Linked DNA regions of Mus musculus: region 1 is linked to region 2. The links are chromatin contacts, found by Hi-C or POLR2A ChIA-PET in ENCODE. All regions are on one chromosome and are shown on one strand. The core of a region is the stretch at or near the end of the contact, and the rest is flanking DNA. Distances in the headings are between cores, read along the strand shown.

Region 1 (5,904 bases), core at 1,885-4,384, 86 kb after region 2:
AAGAAAGAAAGAAAGAAAGAAAGAAAGAAAGAAAGAAAGAAAGAAAGAAAGAAAGAAAGAAAGAAAGAAAGGTAATGGTTTAATTACTGTGAACAAAGACTTTCAGCATTTTCCTATTGTCATTCCTCAGCATGAAAGTATCAAATCAATAAGTCTTTTTTACAGTATCTATTTTTTTTCCCATTACACAGGGACTCACTGTCTCCTTTGGCTTTCCTGGATCTATGTTGTTAAGGCTAGCCTCAGACTCAGAAACCTGTATGCTTCTGCCTTCCCAGTGCTGAGTCTAAACACCACACAAGGTTAGAAGGTTTGTTTGTTTTACTTATTTTGGATTTGCAGAACAGGGTTTCTCTGTGTCATCCCTGGCTGTCTTGGAATTCGGTCTATAGACCAGGATGGACTCAAAGTCAGGAATCTGCCTGCTTCTACCTCCCAAGTACTGGGATTAAAGGTTTGTGCGGCCTGGCTTGATTGCTTAATATTTAAAACTGCTATAAGGGCCTGTGAGATGACTTAGCAGCTTTTTGCTGTTAAGTTTGACAGCCATGTGGCCCCAGGATTCACATGGGAGAAGTTTAAGTTATCCGCTGACAACCATAGTTAAGCCCTTATACTCTCCCTCCCAAACAAACAAACGTGGAAAATGTGAAGATTCTCTATGTCCTACAGTATCAAATATTTAGCCAAGACTCAACTCTTTATGTAAAAGAATGTGTATCCATCTGATGAACATGCCAATTTGCTTTTGTCTAATGAATGGTAAAATTATATGTATACCAAAGCATTGTTTAAATAGCAGGGCATGATGGCTATGTCCATAATTTGAGCACTTTGGAAGTAGAGACCGGAGGATCATGTCATCCTCAGTCACATGGTGAATTCAAGGCGAAACTGTGCTACAGTGAAGCTATCTCAAAACAAAACAGTAATAATAGTTTAAGGCTGGCCTCGAACTCAGAAATCCGCCTGCCTCCGTCTCCCAAGTGCTGGGATTAAAGGCGTGCGCCACCAGGCCCGGCTCAAAACAGTAATAATAAAACCCTTGTTTTTAAATAAATGTATGAGTGTGTTTGACTTGTATACCTGATTTTATATATATATATATACATATATATATATACATATATATAATTGTATATATATGTGTGTGTGTGTGTGTGTTTATATACCTACAGTGATGTAACAATTTCTCACACATAAAGGGATCCTAAATGGAAATGGCTTGAGAGACTCTGGCAGTGAGCAACTGTTAGTACTTCTCAGTATAGCATCATCTACTGGCCATGTCACAGCCTCCTTATAGGCACCTGTTCTCTCATTTACAGAAGAGGAGATCAAAGCTAAGGGAGGTTAAAGATCTCAACTCAGGTCAGAAACTCAAATTTAAGCCTTCCTAATTCCAGTATAGAGACTTGCCTCAGGCTAAACTGGGCTAATTTCAAAGGATCTGACGAAGGATAACTCCAGCTTATCACCTTGCGGTCTACGTATGGCATGGTGCTGCACCCTTTATCATTAGGCAGATAATTCTGGTTGCCAGCCTTGAACACTCCTGCAGCCAAAGGGGAGAGATTTATTTCTTTTCATCTGGAGGTCAGACAGCAATGTGCAGAAGTCAGTTCTCTCTCACCATCACGTGGCTCCTGGCGACTGGACTCAGGCTGTCAAGTCTTTAGCTACTGAGCCATCATCCCCACCTGCTACTCATGTTTATAAGTTTATAACTTAAAATTTAAATTACAAAATAAAATTCTGCAACTATTTTGAAAAATGTCAAGCCTAAAGAACACAGGAAAGAACTGAATAATGAACACCTATACTTATTTCATCTATATTCTATAATTATGAACATTTGCCATATTGTTTTCTCTAATTATCTTTATACTTTATTAACTTTTTATTCTTTGACAATTTTATACATAGATTTCTTGATTATATCCACTTCCAACTTCCTGGACACACCTTCAGGTCTTTTTATTTTCATCCATTCATTTTGACACAGGGTCTCACAGTATAGTCCTGGTTGGCCTGGAATTCTCAAGTTAGGACAGGCTGACTTCCAACTCAGAGATCTGCTTGCTTCTGCTTGTTGAGTGCTAGGACTAAAGTCCTGCACTATCATGTCTGACCTTTTTAAAAACATTTTAATAGGGGCTGGTGAGATGGCTCAGCGGTTAAGAGCACTGACTGCTTTTCCAAAGGTCCTGAGTTCAAATCCCAGCAACCACATGGTGGCTCACAAACCATATGTAACAAGATCTGACACCCTCTTCTGGAATGTCGGAAGACAGCAACAGTGTATATAATAAATAAATAAATCTTTTAAAAAAAACACTTTAATAACCCTCTGATTCCAATTTGTATTGCTTGAATGCTCAGGCCAAGTAGGGACAACCTATCATTCTTTATTCCTTTATAATTTTCTATCTATACGTTTGAAAATGCTTAAGAGTAGTTTTCTCCAAGTATAGTGGCGTGTGCCTATAGGCCTAAGTAAATGTGGCCTGAACTACAGGCCTAAATCTATTTAAAATGTACCAAATGTTTTAAAATCCATCAAACACACACATAAAGGTCAACCTTTTTCTCCTTTCATCCTACCCTCTCCCTCCCAGCCTCTACAATACATGGTTGGTTGGCGGGGGTGGGGGGGGTGGGGGGGTGGGGGGGTGGGGTGGGGGGGGGGACGGACGGACGGACACGCGATGGGGTCTATTAGGTCCTTGGGCAAGTTTATCAACAGTCACCAGAGAAGATGGGAGTACAGACCTAACAACACTAGATGCTAACTGCACCTGAGGCCAAGAAGATTCTCGCCCCAGGTACCGCTAGTTTCATTGTCATAAATTCTACTTCTTTTTTTTTTTTTTTTCCATTTTTTATTAGGTATTTAGCTCATTTACATTTCCAATGCTATACCAAAAGTCCCCCATACCCACCCACCCCCACTCCCCTACCCATAAATTCTACTTCTTGATACACCTAAGGATCCCAGACTGAGAAAAGCTGCCCGGGCTAGCACTGGGCGCAAACGCAGAAGGTTCAGCAGGTCGTCGTGCGCACGCGCAGCTCCCTTGGCCCGCTCCAGTTTCCTGGTGTGGAGCAGAATGCCGCTTCCCGCCCCGCCCCTTGCGTTGCCATGGAGAGTGTCTAAAGCCCGCCTGTGGCAGCGCCCTGGGCCTGGTGTCCTCTGGCGGGGTTTGCGTGGAAGATGTTGAGCCTCTCGGAGCTTCCGCAAAAGAACACAGACTTGGCGGAGATGCAGTCCGGGCCCTTGGGTCGCTGCAGTCACTTTTTTTGGCTGGGCGTCGCCTTCGACGCGGTGGGTGTGGCAGTGCTGTTCACTGGCGTCTTCGCCAACTTGCTGTTCTACGACATGCTGCTCTATTTGGGTTCCATCATCATCTTCGTCAGTCTCCTGTGGTGGATCTCCTGGTACACCGGCAACATAGAGGCGCTCCCGGAAGACCCCTTGAGGGGGACTTCGCCCCGCGAGAGCGGGGTGCACCGTAGCGGCAGCCGTCGCTTCTCGCTGACCCTTAGGAGCGTCTCCGACACCTTTCAGCGGATTCGCCGGCGACGGCGGCGGCGACTCCACCCGCGGGTCGTCCAGCGGATCAGTAGCATCAGCTCTACGGACCCGGGGCAGCTAGAAAGGAACTGCGACGCCAGAACCTCGGGTGGCAGAGCGTTGTTCCGTTCAGCGAAGCCTGAGGCTGTTCTGAATCAGTTTAGCAGAGTCCAGACCTCTAAGAGCCTGCCTCTGGGCATTGTCCACACCGGTCTTTCCATTTGTACTTCTAGGAGTCAACCTGTCTTTTCAGTGACTTCGCAGACCTACCCTTTGGCGTCTGACAGCAATTCTCAGATGGCAATGTCCTCTGACAGCCATGTGTATTTGGACTCTCACTCTCAGGAGCACTCTAAAATCAGTGTGGCCTCTCAGATCTACCCTCTGGAACGAGAAGAAAGTCAGAGCCACCTCTTGGTGATCCCTGACAGTTTATCTATGGTACCCGTGACCTCTCAAAGCCAAATCCTGCCCTCTGTATCTTCTGAAAGCTGTGTGCCTTTGGGCCCTCACTCTCAGGGGCGCTCTAAGATCAGTGTGGCCACTCAGATCTACCCTCTGGAACGAGAAGAAAGCCAGAGCCACTTCTTGGTGATCCCTGACAGTTTATCTATGGTACCTGTGACCTCTCAGAGCCAAATCCTGCCCTCTGTATCTTCTGAAAGCTGTGTGCCTTTGGGCCCTCACTCTCAGGGGCGCTCTAAGATCAGTGTGGCCTCTAAGATCTACCCTCTGGAACGAGAAGAAAGCCAGAGCCATCTCTTGGTGATCCCTGACAGTTTATCTATGGTACCTGTGACCTCTCAGAGCCAAATCCTGCCCTCTGTATCTTCTGAAAGCTGTGTGCCTTTGGGCCCTCACTCTCAGGGGCGCTCTAAGATCAGTGTGGCCACTCAGATCTACCCTCTGGAACGAGAAGAAAGCCAGAGCCACTTCTTGGTGATCCCTGACAGTTTATCTATGGTACCTGTGACCTCTCAAAGCCAAATCCTGCCCTCTGTATCTTCTGAAAGCTGTGTGCCTTTGGGCCCTCACTCTCAGGGGCGCTCTAAGATCAGTGTGGCCTCTAAGATCTACCCTCTGGAACGAGAAGAAAGCCAGAGCCATCTCTTGGTGATCCCTGACAGTTTATCTATGGTACCTGTGACCTCTCAGAGCCAAATCCTGCCCTCTGTATCTTCTGAAAGCTGTGTGCCTTTGGGCCCCCACTCTCAGGGGCGCTCTAAGATCAGTGTGGCCTCTCAGATCTACCCTCTGGAACAGGAAGAAAGCCAGAGCCACTTCCTAGTGCCCATGCCCTCTGACAGTTTCCCCGTGGTACCCATGACCTCTCAGAGCCAAATCCAGGGATCTCTGGCCCAACAAAGCCATCTCCAGAATCTTCCTCTTGCCTCTCAAACTCCTGAAACTGATAAAGCTTCTAAGAGCCATACTTTGGCCAAGGGGGTTCCTGGGGTGCCACCTGGGTCTGCCCAGACTCAGCACCCGCAGGCCTCTTTAGCCCAGACTTCTCAGATTTCTTCACCTGTCCGGAAGGTTCCTAAGAACTAAAGTGCTGAAGCTTTGGAGACTCTCCCAGCACCCAGCTTGAAACTAACTCAGGAGCAACCTGACTCTTCATTGCCTGTCTTTAAGGCCACCCATTCAGACTCTCAGTAGTGTGACAGTTCTGGAAACCCTTCAGCTTTGGGGATAGTGAGGAAAAGTCACCCTTTCTAATAGGACTCAGACACCAGCCATTTGAATGTCTGCTAAGACCTTTGCCAAGTAAGTGGCTTGGAAGAAAAGTTACCAACATTATTATCCTTTTTATTGTTAGTGTTCTGGTGGCTTTCTCAATTCCTGTAGTGGGAGCAAAGTGGCCTTGGACTTCAGGGATTAGCGATTTTGATGATTTTTTGAGACCAGCTCTTTGAGTAGTTGAGACCTAAGGCTTTGACTACTTTATTGAATAATGAAACCTTTCGTTGTGTTTAAAATTAGAGGAGGGAGCCAGGGGAATATTATTCTTTTAGGAAGCTATAAGATCTGGAGATAGGTGGAGGATTTAGATTCTGTAAGGGTTCTCTTGGAAGAAGACAGCATTCATTTGTACAGGGACATAACGCCAAATGACATTGGGGAAGTTATTTCTTTTCAATATATTTGATTTTTGTAGAGAGGCTATCTTTTATTGGAGGCAGTGCCTTCCAAATGCCCCTTTAAGACCCCTTTAAAGCTTCAAGGCAAAACCTATTCCCAGCTAGACATTAATAATCTTCATATTCATACACTTTTCAGTGAGTCACTTCTACTTAATGCCAAGTGATATTAATTTCCTGTTTGCAACA
Region 2 (6,298 bases), core at 1,284-3,783:
CAACTACATCATACTTATTTCCTACATATTGAATTAATATTCAAAGGTAATAGCCCTTCCCCAGAATGTCTTTCAGAGAACAATAAACAATCATTTTGTTATTTTTTTTAAACATCACTAAAATGTAACTTTCTGGCTAGATTTGAAAAGATGCACCTCACTTAGAAAACATGCAAGTGTAAATTTAATGATTCCGCCTTTCTGTAATTCAGTAGCAAGAGGAGCCACAGGAGAAAGGAAAGGGCTTTTGAGAATACCCACTTGCCTTTTTAAGCTTCTGATATCTCTCTTCTGGGGTGTCAAAACCACTTGTTAATGCTGTTACTGAGGGTCCATTGCTGATTCCTAGATCATAAAAAACAGATATTAGGCTGCTTCATAAATGCTAGTGTGTCAGTCTCCAGTGCTTATTCATATTCCCATTAGTTAAAATTAATTCAAAGTGCCTGTATCACACTTTTTAAAAATTAACATTCATCTGTGCTGTGGGTGTAGTTCACTGGTAGAAGTGCTTGCTTGCCTTGCACATGAGGGCCTAGGCTGGATTCTTACATTCACAGAGAAATCATAATTACAGGATGGAGAGATGGCTCAGTCAGCAAACTGCTTGCTGTGTAAGCGTGAGGACCTGAACTGGAATCCCTAGAACCCATGCAAACAGCTCCGTGCAGCACTGCCGAGAGCAGCGGATCCCTGAAGCACACTGGGCGACCAGGTGCATTGCAGGTTGAGACACTGCCTCAAAAAATAGAGTGTGGTTGAGGAAAAGCATTCAGTGTTGAACTCCAGCATCTATTCATGCACATGTGTGTACACATACTTAAACGCATACGTAGCACATGTGGGTCTACTGAGCTAACCAAGGAAGACTTGTACTAAAGCATTAAGTAATATCCTTATTTGTCGTCTAAGTACAGCCCTGGCCAGTCTCACAATACTATAGGTTTCCTCTTACATGATGTGTCTAGAGTGGTCACAATCAAAGACAAATGATGGCTGGTAGAGGCTAAAGGGAGTAATAGAATAATTCCATGAGTAGTTATCTATTTAAGATAGAAAAAGCCGGGCGTGGTGGCGCACGCCTTTGATCCCAGCACTTGGGAGGCAGAGGTAGGCGGATTTCTGAGTTCGAGGCCAGCCTGGTCTACAGAGTGTGTTCCAGGACAGCCAGGGCTATACAGAGAAACCCTGTCTCAAAAAACCAAAAAAGAAAAAAAAAAAAAAATCCAGAACTGGAGGATACCAGCTGGACAGCAACATGAGTGTAGTTAATGCTACCAAATTCCAAAACCACTTAAGAACAAATGCAATAGAGCTAGGAAATGTCTTGAAGCGTAAAGTGCTTGCCATGCAAACACGAGGACCTGAGTTTGGACCTTCACCATATAAAAACTGAGCATGTCAGCACACAGTAACAGGACCCCACAGCTGTCATCCTGGCACCTGTAACCCCAGCATGGATCTTGTAGGAGAGACAGATTCGGGGGGCCTGCTGGCCAGCCATCTTAGTAAAATACCCAGCTCTAGATTCAACAAGAGAAACACGTTGAAAACTTATTTTAAACATAAGCTACCCAAAAACAACCTCTGGCCTCCACTCATCATATACATATACATATTTGTGTGTGTGTGTAGTGTGTGCATTTCGAAATGATAAACTTGGATAGGTGTATTTTGTCACAGGAAAAAGACCTCAACCTAAACCCCCTGCTTTTTAACCATATACACCTAAATTAGTTTAAACAGCACCAGAACCATAATCTCTATCCAAAAATCTCACGCCCTGACCAACCACAAAACCACATCTCTCCCAGGCTTTTGCCATGACCAGTGAGGAAGGAGGCAGGGAGCCTTTGCAATACAAGGTGTAAGCCCAGAGCTTTCAAGGGAGTGATACCTGAAAACTCCCCATCGATGGCGAAGAAGTCAGCCTCCTCTATGGCCTGGTACACTTTGTGAAGATTAATCTTAAAATCTGCAGAGAAACCAAGAAAAGGCTCAGAACAGGTGGCCTGCCTTCCTGCCCACCAACTAAAGGGAGATGGGAGAAAGGGCCGGAGGAGCTCCCGGGGCATCGGAGAAGCGGAATAAGTGTTCAAGGACCACAAGGGACACCTCCTCCAGGGGTCACTAGATAAAGTATGCACGACTGAAAAGGGCTAGCCCTGAGCAGGTGAGCAGGGAAAAGAAAGGCATGGATGCCAAAGGTGCACGCTTTGCAGAGCGACAAGTCCCACCAGCAGCACCGCTTTTCAGAGGAAGTATTGCCCGGCGGGACTGACTTGTCCCGGGCCCCGCTAAACTCGAGAGGTCTGGGCCTAGCACGCTAGGTGGGCTTGAGGACAGGGATGGGGGTTGTGCGGCGGACACGCACTGCTCCGGATTATCTCCATCCTGCGGCGCAGACGGAACCTTGGCCCCGCCCAGGCTGACGCCGGTCCACGCGCAGAGTTCCGCAGCAAAAGCAGCGTGGGGATGTCGGAGGCCGCCACGAAACAGCACAGGACACTTCCGGAAACAGCGCGCGCCGCTGCGCCTGCGTCAGATCTGTGTCACGTTAGGGGCGGAGCCCGGGCCCTCCGGGCTGCCTAGAAAGGAAAAAGGGGCATTGCTATCAAAGTCTCAAGGCCTGGCCCATATGTTGGAGAAGTTTCCTGTCCTGAACCTGGTTGATCAAGAGACATATGGACTGGTTTCCCCTGGGTCTATAATTCCAGTCTGAGAAGGATGAGGCAGGAGAATTTGCAAATTCGAGGCCAGCTTAGGGAACATAATGAGAGTCTGTCTAAAAATTTTTAAATTAATTTTATATATACAAATATATAATTCTTGCTTAATTTGTGGGGTAAAGTGTTGGAGAAGTATACGTGCGCATTTGTGTGGCGGTCGGTGATCACTAGTAGTAAGCAAAGAAGGACCTCCCGTGGCTGTTCTTGTTCTCCACCTTCCTTGAGACAGGGTCTCTCTCACTGACTGAACTTGTTTCAGCCGGAGTGGCGCCTAAAATGCCAGTCTCTGACTCCCAACACTGGGTTTACAAGATTGCAGGGCTGTGCCTAGCTTTTTTTTCATGGGTGCTGGGGATTTGTCCATGAGTCTGGATGACTCCACAGCAAGTGCTCTTACCCACGGAACCATCTCTATGCCCCATATTGACTGAGTTCCGGTTCTATGCCACTCTGGTAGAAGAGAGACACTGTGATGACAAATCATGGTGGTTGTCCCATTGCAGCGTAAAACTTGGATAAGAAGAAAAAAAAAAAAAAGCCAGGCAGACATCAGACTTGCTACTTGGAAACATGATAGTTGCTATGGAGATAAAGAGCAAAATTCTGCAGCAGAGAGTGTTAGGTAATCAGAAAAGGCAGAGCCATTTTTGGGAGCCTACTTTGTGACCTAACACTCTACAAAAGTGGCAAGTACTCTTAACCTCTGAGCCATCTCTCCAGCCCTACATTCAGCTCACCTCAAAGAGTTTCAGGATTTTGTTAGCCAGCCCCTGCTGGCTTATTCCAGAGATAAAGTGTTCACAGGGGCTAGATAGTTGGCTGTTAACAACTGTAATCTTTCCAATATTTATCCTCCAAAGAGTAAATGAGACCCCGTGTGATGGCTATTCTTGGGTGTCAACTTGACAATATCTGTACTAAGCTACAATTCAGAAATGGAAGGCACACCTGTGAGAGATTTCCTGCTTGATTTACAGTGAGTGAATTCACTTCTAGTCCAGACCTCTGAGGTAGGAAGACATACATGCTTAATCCAGATCTTGAGGCAAGAAGACACACACCTTTAATCTAGATCTTGAGGTAGGAAGACACAACTCTAATCTGGGCCAACCTTCTGCTGGCAGCCTATGTAAGGACCTGGAAGAAGGAAGCGCTTACTCTTTGCCTGCTTACCCTGTAGGAAGTCCATTCCTTCACTGGCATTGAGGCCCTCCTTCCAAAAGACCAACTTAGACATCCAGCCTTGTGAGACTGAACAAGTACTAGAACCTTAGACTTGCTGGTCCCAGCTAGTCATTGTTAGATTATTTCCTCTCATATCTAAATATATACAGTTTGCTTCTTTATTTTAACAGAGTGCATTAGTGAGGGTAACCTAGGGTCACAGAACTTTGGAAATTATTCTCTGTCTCTGTGTGTATGTGTCTCTCTCTGCTTTGCACATCGGGAATGATGATACCTTTACCTGCCCTGGAGCTCGAACATCTCCCCCAGGATGCTGACCTTCAGAAACTTCTGTTAGAGACTAGACCTGATCTTCAGCTGAGATACATCACACAGGTGAGCAGCCTTGGGAAGATAGGCTTAGGACCATAGTTAGGAACTTAGTGTGAACCTTGTGTGATAAACCTCAGCGTAATACAACGTAACTTTCATTACACTAAATACTATGCATATCTATCTCCCTTCTTGCTTAAGACAGAGGCAGGTTGATCTACAGATTGAGTTCCAGGACAACCAGGGGTACACAGAGAAACCCTGTCTACAAACAAACAGGGGAAGTATGGTGGGACACACCTGCAATCCAACCATCTGGAGAGTTCATTTGAATTCAGGACTAAACCTGTTCTACAAAGGTTGTGTCTTATTTATTTATTTATTTATTTATTTATTTATAATATATGTGTGCTCTCCTGCATATGTATCTGCTGCCTGAAGATGGCATCAGATCCCATTACAGATGGTTGTGAGCCACCATGTGGTTGCTGGGAATTGAACTCAAGACCTCTGGAAGAGCTCCCAGTGTTCTTAGCCATCTCACCAGCCCAGGGCTGTGTCTTAATAAGGAAAAATAATCTTAAATGGTAAATTCTGTTATGTATCTGTTATCACAATGAAGAAAAAAAGGTTTCTACCTTTACTAGATCACTCTCTAGAAAGTAAATTCTGCTAGCACAAATCAGTTTTACTCTTTACCAACTTGAAAAGAACACTCTCATTTATTCCTTTAGAGGTGGCTGATCTCAAACTCATTCCATAGCTAAGTCTCCATAGTCTTAAACTTTTTTTTCTTTTTCAAGACAGAGCTTCTCTGTACAACAGTGCCCTGGCAGTCTTAAGAGGACTCACTTTGTAGGCCAGGCTGGCTTCGAACTCACAGAGATCCTGCCTCTGCTTCCTGAATTCTGGGGTTAAAGCGCTACCATGCCTGACAGCCTTCAACTTCGAATCCTCTTGCCTACTCCTTGCCTCGTTTGGGGATTACAGGTGTGCCACCGAGCCCAGTTCGTTTATATGCTACTGGGATCGAACTCAGCACAGCTTGGTATGTTAGTCAAGCAGTGTACCAACTGAGCTTCATTCCCAGCCCCATCTCCAACAACGTAGAGATGTTAAAATTTTGAAAGATCAAATCAATGATTGTCCAATTAAAGCAAGCTGTATTTGGGGGGTACACCTAGGCTAACTGACTGTCTCCTCCTAAATCGGGTTTTGAGAGAGCAGCCTCTGCTGGCTTATAGGAGATAAGAGTTTAAAGAGTTGTTTAAAGAGTTGGCTATTGCCGGGTCTGGTGGCGCATGCCTTTAATCCCAGCACTTGGGAGGCAGAGGCAAGTGGATTTCTGAGTTTGAGGCCAGCCTGGTCTACAAAGTGAGTTCCAGGACAGCCAGGGCTATACAGAGAAACCCTGTCTCGAAAACAAACAAACAAACAAACAAACAAACAAAACCCGAGTTGGCTATTAACACGTTTTTATAAAGATACAATGAAAGGGAAGGAACGAGGGCACGTACATGTGAATGGGGTTGCAAACAGTTTATTAAATCAGAACTGAGAAACAGGAACTTTTTCTTTCTTTGGTTAAGTTTCACTATGTAGCTTTGACTGTCTTGGAATTCACTCCGTAGACTAGACTGGCTTCGAACTCACAAAGATCATCCTGCCAAGCATGGTCTCACAACGTCATAGATTGAAAACATAGTACCATTGAGTTCTCAACAGATCTAGATCAAGGTGGGTAGCTGCGGAGTAAATGTGATAACGCCATTTTACCCCAAATTCCGACTCTATAAATAAAACTTTAAGGACTGCTTCTGTGGTTTTCTTCATAAATGTGAAGTTAAGATCTATTACGATGCATTCGGGCACTGTGGGAGACTTTGATGGCTGAATAAAGCTAGCTAAATACGGGAACGCAATCCAGCTGGAACCTCCAGACCTGGGGCGGTGACTTCTGTGCTTGGCTCGGACGAAAAGGAAGGGGCGGGTCGCGTTGGTGCGCATGCGCCCGCATGCCCCTAGAGCAGCCGCTCTAGGCAGCCGGAGGTCGCACGGGGTTGAGAGCATAA

What was found. Hi-C counts contacts between places; a loop is a spot of excess contacts on that map. ChIA-PET counts read pairs that join two places held with the same protein, here RNA polymerase II (POLR2A).
Region 1: a loop to region 2 is called in a map of heart, with 1.9 times the contacts of the local background. The contact joins the promoter of A930007A09Rik here to the promoter of Parn in region 2. A Hi-C loop is called at or near these places in 1 of 37 maps with a recorded cell type or tissue (heart). POLR2A ChIA-PET finds 5 or more read pairs at or near these places in 3 of 5 experiments (Patski and embryonic stem cell).

The regions. Positions count from the first base shown.
Region 1 is chr16:13,751,430-13,757,333 of GRCm38, forward strand. It overlaps A930007A09Rik (RIKEN cDNA A930007A09 gene), which reads left to right and starts at 3,135. Exons shown (of 1, transcript NM_001357954.1): 1 at 3,135-5,904. The coding sequence starts at 3,215. The coding sequence ends at 5,125.
Region 2 is chr16:13,665,637-13,671,934 of GRCm38, forward strand. Parn (poly(A)-specific ribonuclease (deadenylation nuclease)) reads right to left here and starts at 2,534. Exons shown (of 24, transcript NM_028761.3): 1 at 2,375-2,534; 2 at 1,898-1,975; 3 at 266-345. The coding sequence starts at 2,393. It overlaps Bfar (bifunctional apoptosis regulator), which reads left to right and starts at 6,222. Exons shown (of 8, transcript NM_025976.5): 1 at 6,222-6,298.